Regions from separate parts of the Mus musculus genome. Here region 1 is linked to region 2. The links are chromatin loops, found by intact Hi-C in ENCODE. Cell type or tissue: heart. All regions are shown on one strand. Links, peaks and the distances in the headings refer to the core of each region. The heading gives the core; the rest is flanking DNA.

The links. A loop is a pair of places that touch in the nucleus more often than their neighbours do. Peaks named below come from ENCODE experiments on the same cell type or tissue, not always from the same donor. Only the 100,000 strongest peaks of a DNase experiment are listed, where the experiment ranks them.
Region 1: a loop joins it to region 2, with 9 times the contacts of the local background. A loop is called at or near these places in 7 of 42 quality-filtered maps.

Annotation. Positions count from the first base shown.
Region 1 is chr5:122,516,907-122,525,233 of GRCm38, forward strand. No RefSeq gene overlaps it. Among named protein-coding and RNA genes, the nearest start is that of 1700040P09Rik, 7.1 kb to the left of the region's middle. In heart, for the core only: a CTCF peak has its summit at 3,719; DNase peaks (open chromatin) are centred at 2,325, 4,015, 4,145, 7,485 and 2 weaker places; H3K4me3 peaks cover 974 bases; H3K27ac peaks cover 6,463 bases.
Region 2 is chr5:122,616,629-122,624,955 of GRCm38, forward strand. It overlaps Gm32988 (a long non-coding RNA gene), which reads left to right and starts at 7,474. Exons shown (of 3, transcript XR_387697.3): 1 at 7,474-8,327. In heart, for the core only: no CTCF peak of the experiment used is centred there; DNase peaks (open chromatin) are centred at 1,283 and 4,943; H3K4me3 peaks cover 513 bases; H3K27ac peaks cover 6,532 bases.

The DNA.
Region 1 (8,327 bases), core at 272-8,271, 99 kb before region 2:
GCGCTTGCTGGAATGGAGATAGGCATGGAAGGAGCCACGGGAGACCATCAGCCATTATTCCTCTTCCTTAGGAGCTTGACCTGTGGTCCCAGTGATGGAGAGAATGAATTAGGAGGAGACAAGGGAAGTTTTAGAAACCTCAGTCTCGCTTTCAGTCCAAGGATTCCCCAACTGGTTGACCTCGGCTGGAGTTGACTCCCTGTCTGCTGGACACACGGGCAGGCAGGGACCTGTCAACAAACTGACCTGTCCTGAATCATCCTTGGGAAAATGAGGTGTCACTGCAGAAGAGATCCATGACAAACCCATTTTCCTCCCTGGCTCCCAAGGTTAAAACAAAGCAGCCTTCCATTGTAGAGATTGCCCCCCCCCTCTACTGTCTGAAAGCTGTGTCTCATAGCTCAGGATGACCTTGACCTTGAGCTTCTCCAGCCTGTACCTTCAGATTGCTAGTGATGGTTTTTGCCGCTGCACATGTTCAGGTGGTGTTGGGGCTGGGGGTGGGGCAGTAGAGCCTAGCCCTGGGCCTGCCAGGCAAAGCACTCTAGCATTTTGAGCTGCATCCCCAGCCCTAGTTGGAGACTGTGGGGATAAGGAAAGATAACAGGATGCCCTCATGGTACAGTTCTCACACGCTGACTTGGTTCCCTTCTCTTGGTTTATCCTAGTCACACACAATTTTAAGCTTCATCTCCACTTAAAATTGTGTCTACCCAAGAAGTCCTCACAACCAAAGGAGAAGCAAATGCTAACTAAAATGACCCTCCTTTACTATGACGTGGCTTGAGCATGTCTTCGAGACAGGGTTTCTCTGTGCAGCACTGGCTGCCCTGGAATTTCCTCCATAGTCCAGGCTGGCTTTGAACTCTGAAATGGACCTGCCTCTATCGCCAAGTGCTGGGATTAAAAGTGTGTCACTGACGCCTGGTTCCGAGTTTATGGAAGGTTCTCCTCCTGCCCCCCTCTTCCCTTCCAAGACTTTCACAGCCCATGTCAGTCTCAAACTGCTGCTCTGCTCTGCTGTGTGTGTGTGTATGCGTGTGTGTGCTTTGTAGATGATTAGTGTTTATAATTACTTGAGTTTAAGGAGTTTATAAACTGACATCAAGTCAAAGTTTCCCTGTAGAAGAAATTTCACCCATGTGACACAGCTTCTGGGAGCTTCCAGGGCAGTGGATGGGCTTTCCCCAGCCAACCCCCAAGACTGTATAAACCAATTGTTTGCCATAATTCTTATCTCTTGTCTCCTGTTGGTCATCAATCTACAAGGTACCTTGGCCACCTTAGGCATTCTTTAGTACCTTGAAGGATCCAGTCAAGAATCCTGACCACGGCTGCTGCATATCCACCTCTGGGACTGTGAGGACATCCGTTCCCACAAGTCCCCTTCACATCCTACATCCCTGCAGGGACCCCTTCACATCCTACATCCCTGCCTGCAGGCTCCACCTGCTGTAGCTGAAGCTCTGCGAGGCCTCTCTGGGTCAGCCAGAGTTCACTGGTCTGCATCACGCACTGCTGTGTGACATTTGCCCTTCAACCCAGCTTTGTCCCGTGTGGCTGAGGTCAGAAGGTGGCTTCTAAGCCTTTGTTTCCCTGATGCATAACGGCTGCTTTGCCAGAGAACGGACTGGGGTGTTGGACACTGTTGGTGCTGTGTTGGCATAATGGTGCCGCCGTGAGCTGAGTCATGTTCTGATTCCTGCCCCTCCCCAACTGACTTTTTTTTTTTTCTTGGCACTTAACACCCTCCAGTCCCTTCAACCTCTAAAGCTGGGACAGTCGAGGATGACAAATGGGCTTTTGAACCCTGACTCTGCCTAAGGAACTGAGAGATATTTCTGGTAGCCCATAGAGATTGAGGAGGTCACACTGTCCAATCTTGAGGCTAACAATTCTAGGTGTAGCAGGCAAGATTGGGTGCCTGTGCATAGGAGCCACACCCGCAGGGACAATGCCAGACACGCAGCTGGACCCTGGAGGAGGGGATTCCTGCATAGTCTCCTGGACCCTGAGGACATCAGCGCCTGCCTCCTTCAGCTCTGAGTGGTGTCTTCTGTACCCACTGTGCACCAGCCAGAGGAAGGGGCTCACACACCCAAGGGAGATATTGGCTCATGCCCCTCTAGTGCCAAGGAGGCCTCTCTGAAGATTAGGAGAGCCCATCAGAACCTCAGTAGGGAGGCCGGGCAGCTGAGGCCACAGGCTCATGAGAAACAGAGGTCCTTTCTTTGGCCCCATTGCTCTCTCACCTCCCCAGAGAGCAATAGGAATTTAAGTTTCCTGGGAAGAGAAAACCAAGGGCACTGGCCTGCTGGCTCTAGCCTGGGTACTGCCTGTAGAGAGAGATCCTCCCTCTGGAACCGCCTGAGGATGGCAGATTAGGTGGAAGGGAAATCTTGCACTCTGACCCTCTTGCCTCTGAGGTGTGGCAGTGTGGCAGGAGCCCCCAAAGCGAGTCAGGTGTGGCTGGGGTGGGGGAGAGGAAATAGAAGTCTGAACCACGGCATATGTCCTTATTATGACCAAAGTTCTGCATAGGGCATATGGAATGTGAAAGCAGATTCTTTCTCACAGGACTCCCTCGAGTGACTGGGTGCAGACTGGAGAGAGGGAGAGCCAGGCAGTGGTGACAAAGCTGCCCTGTGGCAAGTACTCGTGGAGAGATGACTGCCTAATAAACCTGTAAAGGCAAGTTCAGCTTCACCAGCGATCAAGGAAAATGCAAATCACATGGAGGGGGGAGAACTTCCACCGACCAAACTGGGATTGCTTTCAAAAGAGGGCCATCTCCTCCTCACATCTGTGGGAGTGCCACGGTGGCTTTCTGGGAAGGCACTTGGTAATATGGAAAGAGGCTGTTAAAGGAACCATTTGGTCATTTCACTTATAGGAAAAAGGTTCTGGGAGAAAAAAAAATAGCAAGAGGTGCAAACCATGGTGGTTTGAAGCTAAGCTGTTGGGGAAAAATGCATGCCCAATAACAGGAGAATTATTCATGATAAACTCATGGAGAATTTCACTTAGATGTCAAAAAAGCCCATGAGAAGCTGGAGACACAGATCCACAGTACATATGCTCATATCTGACACCCATGAGGTCCTGGGATCTAGTCCCAACACTGGGGAAAAACAAAAAAACAAAAAAGCCACTGGTAGGTTAAGTTTGTGCCCATGTTGCAGGATCCTAGGGACTGAGGATAAGTTCCTTCACCTCCCTGGGCCTCACCGTCCTTACCTTTAGCTTGAGTCACTTCCTGCAAGATTTCATGTCACATAGTCCCTAACATTCTTAAGAGTCCCTGGCCTCTGAGATGAGATTGTGTGAGCAACATTTATCTTAACATTGATAAGGGACAAATGTGAAGTACGTTTTTTAGAAATTATTTCCAGGGCCTGGCAACGTGGCTTAGCAGGAAGAGGTGCTTGCTGCAGGGCTTGCGTTTGGTACCCAGGATCCTCATGGTGACCCTCAGGTTGTCCTCTGACCTCTACATCACAGAGGTCATCGTAGCACTACACATCTATTGTGGCTCATGGACCCATTCGCCCCAAGATCAATGTACAATGAAATCAGACAGAGGTGTTTCTGACGAAATGTTGATGGATGGGACACTAAGGTGCTAAGGTAAATATAAGAGAAGCATATAGGCACTGTGTGTGTCCGAGTCCACTTCCCAGTAAGCATGCATATACAGGCACTTCACAGACAGACCACCAGAGGCTAGGCAGCGATCGTGGTGGCTTTTCTTTCCCCTTTATAGTTTAGTGTATTTGAAACAGAAATTTTTTTTCCAAAAAACCTGGTGTGGGGAAAGTGTACCCTGTGAACTGTGCCCTCCGGCTGCCTGCCAACAGTTTGGTTTCTGTTGGTGTCACATCCACAGCGAGCCCAGTCGCCCCTGCACGGCCAAGGTGTCCTGTGAAATATATAGACCAGGGTCAGCTCGGCTCACAGGGTCCGATGGCCTCAGCAGACCTTTCCGGGGGGGGGGGGGTGAGGGGTGGCGCACTGCCATGGGGCATTATCTCCAGGAGATAGGGACGATGGACAAGCACTTTACTGCAGAGAGGTGATCCAAGCAGGCTTGGTCGGTCGAGGGAAAGGAGGCTAGGACACATTCCATTAAGGAATTTCACACTCCCCCTCCTCCCCAGCCCGTCATCGTCGTTTTCTCTATCCCCTGAACAGAAATATATTTAGCAACCCTATCTAAACCCTCTCCTTTCCCTTAATTTGATTAAGGAGCTGAGGGAACAAAACCAGAGATGGGTGGGGGCTTGGGGAGGGGGTCAGGAGCGGGTGGTTAAGCTGTGGCGAGTGATTAGGGGAGCTGGCTGCCCATCTCAGGCAGGTGAGGCTTAAGTGTGGACAGCCCCAGTGCCTCCTGGTACTCTGTAAAGAGGCACCGAGGACCCAGGGAGGGAACATTTTATCAGGGAATGCTCTTCTCTGGGAAAATGTGAACCAAACCAGAGGGGGTCAAGCCTCAAGGATTAGCTCAGACAATGGGGCCTCACTAACACAGGACACCAGCTTCTTTCCCAGTCTCTGCCTCCCTGGAACTTCAGTCTTCAGGGCTTCCCAGAGGCTGCGCAGTTTGAACTCTTGGGGCTTTAATGGCTCGCACCTACCTACCTACCTACCTACCTACCTACCTACCTACCGATCTACCTACCGATATACCTACCGACCTACCTACCTACCTACCTGACCTACCTACCTACCTACCTACCTACCTACCTACCTACCGATCTACCTACCTACCTACCTACCGACCTACCTACCTACCTACCTACCTACCTACCTACCTACCTATGTACCTACCTACCTATCGACCTACCTACCTACCTACCTACCGATCTACCTACCGACCTACCTACCTACCTACCTACCTACCAACCTACCAACCTACCTACCTACCTACCTACCTACCTACCTACCTACCGATCTACCTACCGACCTACCTACCTACGTACCTACCTACCTACCTACCGACCTACCTACCTACCTACCTACCTACCTACCTACCTACCGATCTACCTACCTACCTACCTACCGACCTACCTACCTACCTACCTACCTACCTACCTACCTACCTATGTACCTACCTACCTATCGACCTACCTACCTACCTACCTACCGATCTACCTACCGACCTACCTACCTACCTACCTACCTACCTACCAACCTACCAACCTACCTACCTACCTACCTACCTACGTACCTACCTACCACCTACCCACCTACCTACCTATGTACCTACCTACCTACCTACGTACCTACCTACCTATGTACCTACCTACCTACCTACGTACCTACCTACCTATGTACCTACCTACCTACCTACCTACCTACCTACCGATCTACCTACCTACCTACCTACCGACCTACCTACCTACCTACCTACCTACCTACCTATGTACCTACCTACCTACCTACCTACGTACCTACGTACCTACCTACCTACCTACCTACCTACCTACCTACCTACCAACCTACCAACCTACCTACCTACCTACCTACCTACCTACCTACCTACCTACCTACCTGTGGGACTGGAGATAGGATTCAGAGTCTCATGCACTGCAGAACACAACCCTATTATTATAAACTTGATTTATACACAGTGTCTTCTATATCCCAAGATGGCCTCCACCTTGCTATGTAGCTGAGGATGGTGGTCAACTCCTGATCTTCCTGCCTCTCTCTCTTGAGTGCCAGGCTTATAGGTCTAGGCTACTGCATCCAGTTTAAGTAGTGCTGGGTATCAAACCCAGGTCTTTAACTTTTTTTTTTATTATATCTACACGTGCATGTGTTCGTGTGCATGAATATGCCACACTACATGTACGGAGGCAGTAAGACTATTTTGGGACTTGGTTCTCTCCTTCTCCTATGCAGGTCCTGAGTATTGGCCTCAGGCCACCATGCTTAGTGGCAAGCACCATTAACCTCTGAGCCATTGGTTCTCAACACTCCTAATGCTGCTACCCTTTAGTACAGTTCCTCATGTTGTGGTGACCACACACCCCCAACCACAAAATTATTTTCGTGGCTGCTTCGTAACCGTAATTTTGCAACTGTTACAAACTGTAACATAAATATCTGATATGCAGGATATTTAATATGTGACTCCTGTGAGAGGCTCATTTGACCCCAAAAGGGTTGAGAACCACTGCTCTGAGCCATCTCACTGGCCCTGAGTCACCGTCTTTCTATGCTTGCTAGGAGAGCACGCCACCGACGTAGCCTCTCCCCATCCTTGGGTACTCGTCAGCGAGTTATCGTTCCCCATGAAGATGTTGCAGGGGAGATGCGCTGGCCAAATGTAAGCAGTAGTTAGTGCAGAAGAACAAGGACCCCAGATTATTTCATTAATCCACTGCTCCTTAGGCAAATGTTATCCTTCTGAGAAAACAAATGCAGCCGTCACTGGCCCAGCCCTGTGTGCCAGGCTCTATATGCCATCTCAGCCAGGAATGGTGGCATATGCCTTTGATCGCAGCACTCAGATGGACCTCTGAGGTCAAGGCCAGTCTGGTCTATCTAGTGAGTTCCAGGTTGCCTTTATAAATCAGGCTCTATAAGCTGGGCGTGGTGGCGCATGCCTTTAATCCCAGCACTCGGGAGGCAGAGGCAGGTGGATTTCTGAGTTCGAGGCCAGCCTGGTCTACAGAGTGAGTTCCAGGACAGCCAGGGTCTGAATGTCTGGGCACCACATGTGCACAGGGCTGGTGGAGGCCAGGAGAGGGCCTTGCATTCCTTGTTACTGTAGTTACAGATATGAGTTACAGATGTGAGTTACTGTGTGGATGCTGGGAACTGACCCTGGATGCTCTGGAAGAGCAGTCACTGAGTCCACTTGAAAAAAAAAATTTCTTGTGGATGTATTTGTTTGGATGTGCAAATGTCAAAGTACATGAATGGAAATGAGAGAGCAGCTTTTGGGAGCCGGTTCTCTCAACACGTGGGCTGGGGGACCAAACTCTGGTCATCAGGCTTGGTGGCAGGTGTCTATCTGTGGAGCATCTCACTAGTCTCGTTCTATCCAGTTTTACAGTAACTGCTCGCTGTCTACTCTTTAGTCCAGGCTGGACTTGAACTGTCTCTCTTCCTCAACCTCCACGGTGTTGGGTTTCCAGACCCAAGTGACTGCCACCTCTGTGTCCAATGACCCTCTTTTGTAGATCTGCAACCAGTTTATAAGTTACAAGAGGCAGAGGGGGTGAGAGGAGGGGTGTGGAGAGCAGGGGTGGATGGCAGTGTATGGAAGGAGTGGGCTCTCTGTTTTATACCATTTCTCTCACTAGTCTGTCCTCAAGAACAGGGCCTCCACCTTGTTGACCCTGGATTCCCACATCCAGACACAATGCCTGGAACAAAGGTAATGTTTCCGTGGGCACCAGCAGTGTCCGATAAATTTGGCTAAGCAACCCGAGGCCAAGTCAGGGAGGATTAAGCATTTGTCAAGAGATCTCTTGTTCAACCTGTCCTGTTGCTGGGCTTCAACAAAACAGTTCTGCTGGCAATGGGGATCCCTGCAGGAGGTGTGAAAGGTCACCAAGACCTTGAGAATGGGCAAGTCCTGGGAGGGGCTCCAACTCCCCTTGTGCTGTTGGATTTAGAGCCAGTGGCCTCTCTCTCTCTCTCTCTCTTTCTCTCTCTCTCTCTCTCTCTGTGTGTGTGTGTGTGTGTGTGTGTGTGATACACACTCCCCAGTGTTCCCTTCTACAGAGACTTCTCAAGGTCAAATCCAAAGGTCCTGAGGTTGGCTAGGCAGATGGGTGGGAAGGGGTGGGTGGAAAGAGAGCCACCCCAGCAGTTGCTGGGCCCTGGAGAGGGGGGATCGAGGTTAGTGCTTGAAGTTCAGGGAGCTCGTAGATCTGGTCTCTCAGGAAAAAAAACTAAAGCTCGTCCAGGAAGGGACCTCAGGCTTCAGCATGCCTCCCTGTGATTAATAACTACCTCACTGCCTCACCTAGCTGTCTACTGCGGCTTTTGGGTGGGGATCCTCTGCCGTCCACAAGGAAGCCTACAAAGGGTAGAGAACATGAACAGGCCCGGAGATCCTGGGCTGAGTCCAGGCCTTCCTGGCCTGCACTCTGGGAACCACAGGCTTTCTCTGCTTCTCCAAAGGCTCCTCGGTGTCTTTAAGTGAGCTGCTTATTAACCAGAGGACAGCAGGGCACAGGGACAGGAGAGCTGGGACCTGTGGCCAGTAAGTATACATTCAGAAGCAGTGTGGGCAAAGCTGATGGGCCAGCTGGGACATTAGACTGTGGTCTTTGTGGCTCCTGGGGACAGCCAGAGGAACAAGGGTCCTC
Region 2 (8,327 bases), core at 11-8,010:
CAAGCCAGGCAGTGATGGCGCATGCCTTTAATCCCAGCACTTGGGAGGCAGAGGCAGGCAGATCTCTGAGTTTGAGGCCAGCCTGGTCTACAGAGTGAGTTCCAGGACAGCCAAAGAACAGACACAGAGAAGCCCTGACTCAAGAAGAAGAAGAAGAAGGAGGAGGAGGAGGAGGAGGAGGAGGAGGAGGAGGAGGAGGAGGAGGAGAAAAAGAAGCAGTCTTGGTAAGTCACCCATGCTGACCTTGGATCTTTGGTCCTCCTGTCTCAGCTGGGGTACTCCTCCTGTGTAGCTGGGATACCACTGTGCCACACTCCATTCTGTTTGCTTGGTTTGTTTGTTTGTTTGTTTGAAACATGGTCTTTAACATATTGCCCAGACCTGTTTGGAACTCATTGTGTGGCCCAGGCTGGCCTCAAACTCTGCCCTGGCTCCACCTTATATAGGCACGGACACCACACCCCGGTTCAAACCATTCTTGAATCAATCAATTCTTTTCTTACAGCACCAGGAACAGTGGATGAGGGTGGCTCTCCAAAAGGAAGGGCTGGGCTTGTTAGCAGAGGAAGAGATGGTGTTTCATCAAGAGCAAGTATTGGCCAGTTGTGTTGGGAGAGACTGCTACTATGTCTCAAAGCTGGGAATGTGGCTGAATTGGTAGAGCGCTTGCCTAGAATGCACAAAGCCCTGGGTTTGATCCCCAGCACCACTTAAAACGGGCAGCGCCGAGGAGTTAAAGGCGAGACTCTCAGCCATTCTAGGTCATCCTTAATCACATAATGAGCTTGAGGCCAGCCTGTGCTAGGCGGGAGGGAGGGAAACTGAGTCAGTAGTAAAGGCTCTTGCTGCCGAGCCTCATGACCTGAGTTTGATTTCTGGAGCCCACAGAGTGGAAGGAAAGAACAGTCTCCTGAAACTCGTCCTCTGAGCTCCACATAAGGGCACAGGAGATAATTTAAAACGAAAGAAAATGCACATGTATTCATTGTATGGAGTGGATACAATGTTTCTTCTTTGTTTCCCCACCCAAAAAAAAAAAAAATCTGTCTCTCGTGATGGCAAGGGTCCACAGGGGTAATAGTAGAGTCCCTAGATCTTCACAGACGTCTGAGGGGGGCCACACATGCACCGTCTCCAGCCCCTTTTCAGTTCAGAACTTCCAAACAAAAGCCTCCCTGTGCAGAATCCAATGAATCCAAGCCAGTTTTCTGTTTGGGGCCTTAAATTTAGACTTATCATCCTGACCAGGAGATATTTCTGGATCCTGAACGAGCATTCAGTGAATGCCAGTTTCCAAGATGCCATCCCATCTGGGGTGGCTGTGCACACTACCCGAGTTATCTTATCCTTTGGAAACAGGGGAAAATGACCCAGACACTGGGACACACTCAGAAGTGGGTCATTTCATGACCCAAGAATTGTCATTTAACACCTTGGTCATCTAGGCTACGTGGAGATGAAAGTCATTAGATCTAAATGGAAACCTGAATTGAGGTTTGAGTGTACCCCAAGCTCTCTCCGCTCTGGCGGTTGGATCTTGTGGGCACATGTGGTAGCAGGATGTGCTCTCTTAAAAGGCAGAAAGATAAATAGTCTCTGAAACATTCAGCTAAACGGACGAGATTCCAGGAGGTCTAATTAAATGCATGCCTGGTGCTACACTTTGTCAGGCTTTCCCAGTAATGGATTTTGTGTTTGCAAATGGACTACACTTTGCAAAGCCCGAAAATCACTGTCCAGATGAATGGGCTAAATAAAGTAGCCAAAATTCTATTACAATTTATATAGACTCCTTGGTTATCCATTTGGATTGAAATATAGTCATCACCCGACATTCCCCCAGGGGCTCAAACCATCATCAGTAAGGCTGAGAGCTATTTACCAGCAGCCTTGAGAAACACTTCACAAACCTGTCAGAACTCACTCCAATATTACCGTGTGTGGCACGGCCTGGCCCAATTTCTCCTCCTCGGGAAGCAATTCCCATTGCTGATACTGGGCTATGCTTCCCATAGCAAATCTGCACTTGCTACAGAAGCTGTGAAATCTTTGGGGGAGAAGAGGAGACACCCCCCTTTCAAGGGGGTCAACAGAGACAAGAGGTATCCCAGGTTAGAGACAGGGCCCTAGAAAAGATGGGAACACTCCACAGAGGCCATGCCACAAGTCCTGTGGCTTCCGGTCTGAATGACTCTCAGTCCTTGTCCCGGGCTTCTCATGGAGGCAGAAGAGCTGTTGGTTGTGAATGGAGCTGCAGGCTGGGATGATGAGTGGGCATACTCAAAGTTTCACTCCTGCAGAAAACCCCTGGAAGCTGGCATCCCTAAGCATGTGTGCCCATGGAGTGGGGCACCCTATCATGAGAGTCCATTCATAGCACAAGAGGGACTCAACGTCAGACTTCAGCAGTTACAAAATAATAAAGTCATCCATGCAGATCAATGATGACCTCTGTCAGTTGGCAATCCCATTAAGGTAGAGGCGGCCCACCCCCAGGGTAATGGAAGAGTGAAGGAAAGGTGGCTAAGGTAGGTGGCTAAGGGACTCTGCAAGGGTTGACATCAACATATTGTGGGGTTTTCTTTGCCTCTAGGGGGCTCTTGAAGCAGCCCGCTCTCCCTATAGTCTAACTTTTGTTGGTATTATTTTATGTGTATATGTGCATGAAGAAACCTGATTGTGTGGAGGTCAGAGACTAACCCTGAGGAGTCAGTTCCTCCCTTCTGACTCATTAAATAGTAGCTCGCTTGTGTCTTCATACTCATACTTCATACCGACCTGTGAACTTTGGGACAACTCTCCTGTCTCCACTTCCCAAGGTAGGAGATACAGATAGGTGTTGCCATACCCAACTTTTTGTGGGTTCTGGGGATTGGATCCAGGTCATCAGGCTTGTGTGGCAAACACATTTACCTGCCCCCACCTTCCCTCTCTTTCTGAGCTAGAACCTCAGAATCCAGGCTGACCTTGAACTCATAGTTTTCTTGTCTCCTGCACTGGATTGCAGGCGTGTGTTGCTACATTCAGCTAAGCAGCCTTGTCTCCACCCATGTGGAGCTAATGGTTGGAAAAAAAAACAAAACAAAAAAACAAAACTCCAAGCAAACACTTCAGAGTCAAAGCAGAGGAAAATGGACAAAACACACACACACACACACACACACACACACACACACACACACATTGGCCAGTGATGGAAACGAAAGTATATTTTTGTTCTGGATGCTTCTCCGATGCTTTTTTTTTTCTCTCTCTTCTTTTCCTGAGCTAAATGTTTGGTGTATTTATAGACTTCCAGGGGGAGTATTTAAGGGTAGCCAGCGATAGAGCTGCCTCTGGGGCTGTTACAAAACTCAGAACCATTCGGGAAAAGGTTGACGGGAGGGTGGGAGAGGGTGAGAAGAGGCCAGGAACAGAGGGACACAGGTGGGCTTCATTCCTCACGTGACCAAGACCTTCTCAGTCTCCTGAATGGGTGACGTCAGGGCAAGGTTTTGATAGGGCACCAGATGGAATGACAGAACCCAAAGGATGGATAAGCCAATGTATGAACAAGGAAACCGTGGTTGGTGCATTGTAAAGTAAAAACGAGAGTCTGCCCAAGAAGCAGAGAAAATAGGGGCTGGGGGGATGAGGTGCTTGCTGTGCAGGCATGAGGACTTGATTTAAATCCTTAGAGTCCATGGGGAAATGTCAGGCATGGAAAGGGAGAATCAGGAGGATGCTTGGAGCTCAACGGTTTGTCAGTCTAGGCCAAAATGATGGGTACCAGGTTCAGTGAGAGACCATATTGAAAGTAACTTAGGTAGCGCTGGGCAATGGTGGCATCTGCCTTTAATCCCAGCACTCAGGAGGCAGCAGAACCAGGAGGAACTCTGAGTTCGAGGCCAGTCTGGTTTGCATAGTGAGTTCCAGGGCAGCCAAGGCTACAGAGAAACCCTGTCTCGACAGACAGACAGACAGTAATTGAGAAAGACAGTGGACATTGATATATGGCTTCCATTAGTATGGGCACACATGTGCATCTGCAGGCATCTGTGTATATAAACACACACACATGAAGTACTGGTACATGCTGTACCATGGACGAACCCGTAGGATACTGTGCTGAGGGAAAGACCCCATCCCAAAGGACATATATTGAACAAGTGAGCATTCTAGCAACTGAGCCATCTTCTAGCTTTCTTGCCTTGTCCACTGCTATGTTGTTCAGTGCCTAAAATGGCCTGGCACTTAACTGGTGTCTATCAGATGCCCATGAGCACAAAATGGGCTAAGGTCAAATCAGCTGTTATTTCTTGGGTGCCACTAAACAAAAACATTTTATGGCATTGCTTTATACATATGTGTCCACCTACTGTGTGCCAGGCACTACAAGTACAAGGGCCACTGCAATAGTACAGAACAAGACAGACCAAAAATCCTGCCCGATGGGGCACGTTTTCATTACAACAACAGAATAGTGTCAAACAAATGTACTGTTGCTATTTTGATAGAGAAGAAAACAGAGTGAGGTCTCAAAGGGTCACAAGGCTACTCAGTTCACTCGGATACCTAGCTTCACCCCCATGTCCTAGCAGGTGTTGAGTTTTGCCCAGAGATGGGCCTCAGTGGTTACAGATCTCAGGCCCTGACATTGCTTCTCAGAAGGACCAAACTTGCCCTTCTGGGAACAGGACCCAGAGCAATGGAAACAAGCGAATCCCATGACCTCAATGTCCCTTGCCTGCTCCCTCCCCTCTGCCCCCAACTCCATGACGAAGGCTCACACCTGGGGTGTTGTAGATTTGAGCCACAGATCTTAGTCACCCCACTAGCTTATCGGCATGTGACATCCCCGAGTGGCTGAGGCCTGCGGGCCAAGCAAAGAATTCAGCTGGAGTAAAAATAAACCGATCGCATTCCTTGGCAGCCCCCTGCCCCTTCCCACTCTCAGCCGGCCATCCAGGCAGCAGAGGCTGCCAGGGAAGGCAGGGGGAGGGAGGGGGGAGGAAGCTAGCAGTGTTGCTGTCCAACCCTGAGAAAGAGAGAGAGAGGGAGAGGACAAGAGGGAGGGAGAGAGAGAGATGGCCTTATATGGGAACATAGGCAGACAATATGTGGCAATGGCTTAGAGGGCAGCAGAGGTCAGATACCAGACAGATGGAAGAAATTAAACATGGGACACAGCAGGTTCTGGGCCCAGAAAACAGCTCTTGTTTCACAGTGAAGCTACACAAAGCCTGGCCTGGTTTCCTTTTTTTTTTTTTTTTTTTTTTCTTTTTTCTTTTTCTTTTTCCCCTAAACAGCAAGACTTTTATCCAAAACTCTCCATGACTTTGTTTCTGGCTCCCTGCTCCATGGTTGGCTGACAGAGGTCTTGGGCCTTTGGAAGTCATTTCTTTGACGAACCATCTACCTTGTCAGAGAACACAAGGAGAAAGAAGACCAGGCCTGTCTCTTACAAGTCTCCCAAAGCACATACATTAGTGGGTAATTGTTGTGATCGTAAAACGATAAAGAGCTAGTAAGATATGTTCTATAGGGGTGTGGGGAGGTGTGGGGGAAGAGGGTGTCTCAGAGGGCCCATGCCAAGGCATCCCTTCCCCCTCAGGGACCAGCCACACAACGGTATAGTATAGAATAGAGTTTATTCAGGGCATGGGGAGGGGAGTTAAGAGAGTAGTAGAGTCAGAGAAAGGCAGAGAGAGGGAGAGAGTAGAGAAGAGGCCAGCCATGAACACGTGGAGAGCGGGGGGGGGGGGGGAGGGTATGGAGAGCGAGAGGGCAAGAGAGGTAAGAAGAGGCAAGAGAGAGGGGAGGAGCCAAGCAGTCCCTTTTATAGTGGTCCAGGCCTACCTGACTGTTGCCAGGTAACTGTAGGGAGAAGCATACCTGGCTGTTGCCAGGTAACTGTGGGGGTGGAGTCCAGACAGAGTGCCAACAGTAATGAAATTTTCAAACAAACAAACAAACAAACAGAACCAGCCATTCAACAAATACTGAGACTCACTTATTTTCGGACCTTGTTCCAGAGGCTGGAAAGACTTGACCCATATTTCAACAAATAAAAATATTTGCTCAACTCTGCCCATGTCCATTACTACTGATGATGCAGAACATTGGCTGAGAGTCATCTGGCCTCTGCCCTCATGGACTCAGGAAACTGAAAGGAGGCAGAAATGACAGATAGGGATGAGCCCTCGGTTCTGAAGACAAGCTCTTCGAGTAGCGCCCATGAATATCTCCATTTAACACAGGACATTTCAACCTTGCCGTGGTGGACACTGAGGCTGACCAGTCCATTGCAGAGGGCTCTTTCTTTACTGTTGGATATTCAGCAGTTATCTCGGGCCTCTCCTCCATGCTTCTGTTTGGACCCATTGTGACATAGAGTTATCACCCTCTGATGGCAAATGTCTGGGGGATGGGAGGTGCCAAGGTCTGTCCTGACTGAGAATCACTGATTGAGGAGCTGGGGGAAGAGGAGATGTAGAGTGAGCAAAGAGGCTGCCTAAGGGTCACGTGACTGCGAGTAGCCCTTTTACTTTGACTTGCCTGATCCTAAACCTGGGGTCCTAACCACGACAGAGTGGAACTCTGTCTCTTTGGGAGCAGAGGGTCATGAGTTTGGATGGCTGAAATCCCCTTGTGCTCACTCCACGAAGAGAAAAGCTCTAGCCATCTGGATCCAATAAGAAGCAAACACCAAGGAAGGAGTGACCGTGGAAGGGAGCTGTAAAGGGTTGGAAGTTCATATTCTTTCCTTTCCTTGTCTCCATGACCAAAATACCTGATGAGAAGTAGCTTAAGGGAGGAAGAGTTTATTTGGGTGTGGCAGCTGGTAACGCTGCACCTGCAATCAGGAAGAGAAAGGATAGGAAGAGGGGTCTTCCTATCAACCTCAAGGCCCCTCCCCCAGTGGTGCACTTCCTCAAGCCAAGCTCCACCTCCTAGATATTCCACAGCCTTCCAAAAAACAAAAACAAACAAACAAAAAACGGCAGTTCCAATATAAGGGAACAAGATTGTTCCAACCAAGAAGAAAGGGATAGTGGGCAGGGCAAGGGGAGGGTGGGTGGTGCCTCTGCCGGCCATCAGTTAGCCAAAGGCACTTGGCCTCCTGTTCAGGGTGCACAGGTAAAAGAAATCACAGATCTGACAGCAGAAGGGCTGCACAGGTTGGTCCCCAGGCAAGAGAAGGGGTGGTTTTAGCGTGAACTTGGAGGCCACGGTGCTCTTAGAATCAGAATCCCAGGAGGAAACGTGAGCTACGTGTCACAAAGCAGGGCCCAGTGGTTACATTGTTAATGTAATGTAAGGGAAAGAGATTGAAAAGGAACCAATAGGAAGTAGGGGAACGCTGGGCAGTGGTGACGCATGCCTTTAATCCTAGCACTTGGGAGGCAGAGGCAGGCGGTTTTCTGAGTTCGAGGCCAACCTGGTTTACAAAGTGAGCTAAAAATAATAATAAAAGGGAAGTAGGGGAGCTTTCTTATCCCTCCAGTCACCTCACTCCTTCCCGTGGCCAGTTAGCTCCTGCAGCGCATGGGATTACTTTCTGATTTGCCGCCCTTCTGAAGCCCTTCTGGGATCTCTAAAATTATCCCTGACATTTCAGAAGAATTTTTTTCTTACATTTTTATTTCTCATCACATTCATGAAGCACTATCAGCTACAGAGTCAACCACGCCCTCCGCCCCCCGCGCCCCCCCCAAAGGTATGGGTGGGTTATTTCCCCTACTTCCCAGCATAGAGCCTGGAGAGAGGAAGAGCTGAGCTGGTCGACCGCACAGCTTGCTGGCGGGGACACAGCAAGCCCCCCCCTCCAAACCCTCGCTGACTTAATTCTGATCCGTTTCCCCTTTACTTTTAGTAACAAAATGGAATCCAGCTTTTGTTGCACGAGACCGAAATGTTTAGTTCGCTTATAATTATTGTGTGTCTGATGAGTTTGCATGCAGGAGCGCGCACGTCACAACAGGCGTGTGTGGCCAGGGGCTATCCTTTTGGGGGTCGGCTCTGTCTTTCCACTGTGGGGTTTGGGAGATGGAAGTCAGGTCATACGTGCTTGTACAGCAAGCACTGAGCTGCCCTGCCAACCCACAGGACAGAAATGAACTAAAACTTGAATATGCAAAGATAGGCAACCGAGTAGCGATGAGGTATATGCCTGAGAGCCCGGTGTTCACCAGGCTGAAGCAAGAGGATCGTGAATTCAATGCCATATGAACTACATGGAAAGACCCTACCTAAAAATACAGCCATACATAGAAAAATGACAATTGAATTTACTGCATAGCTGACCTTCTGATACCCGTGTCTGTACTTCCCAAGTCGAGCCATTA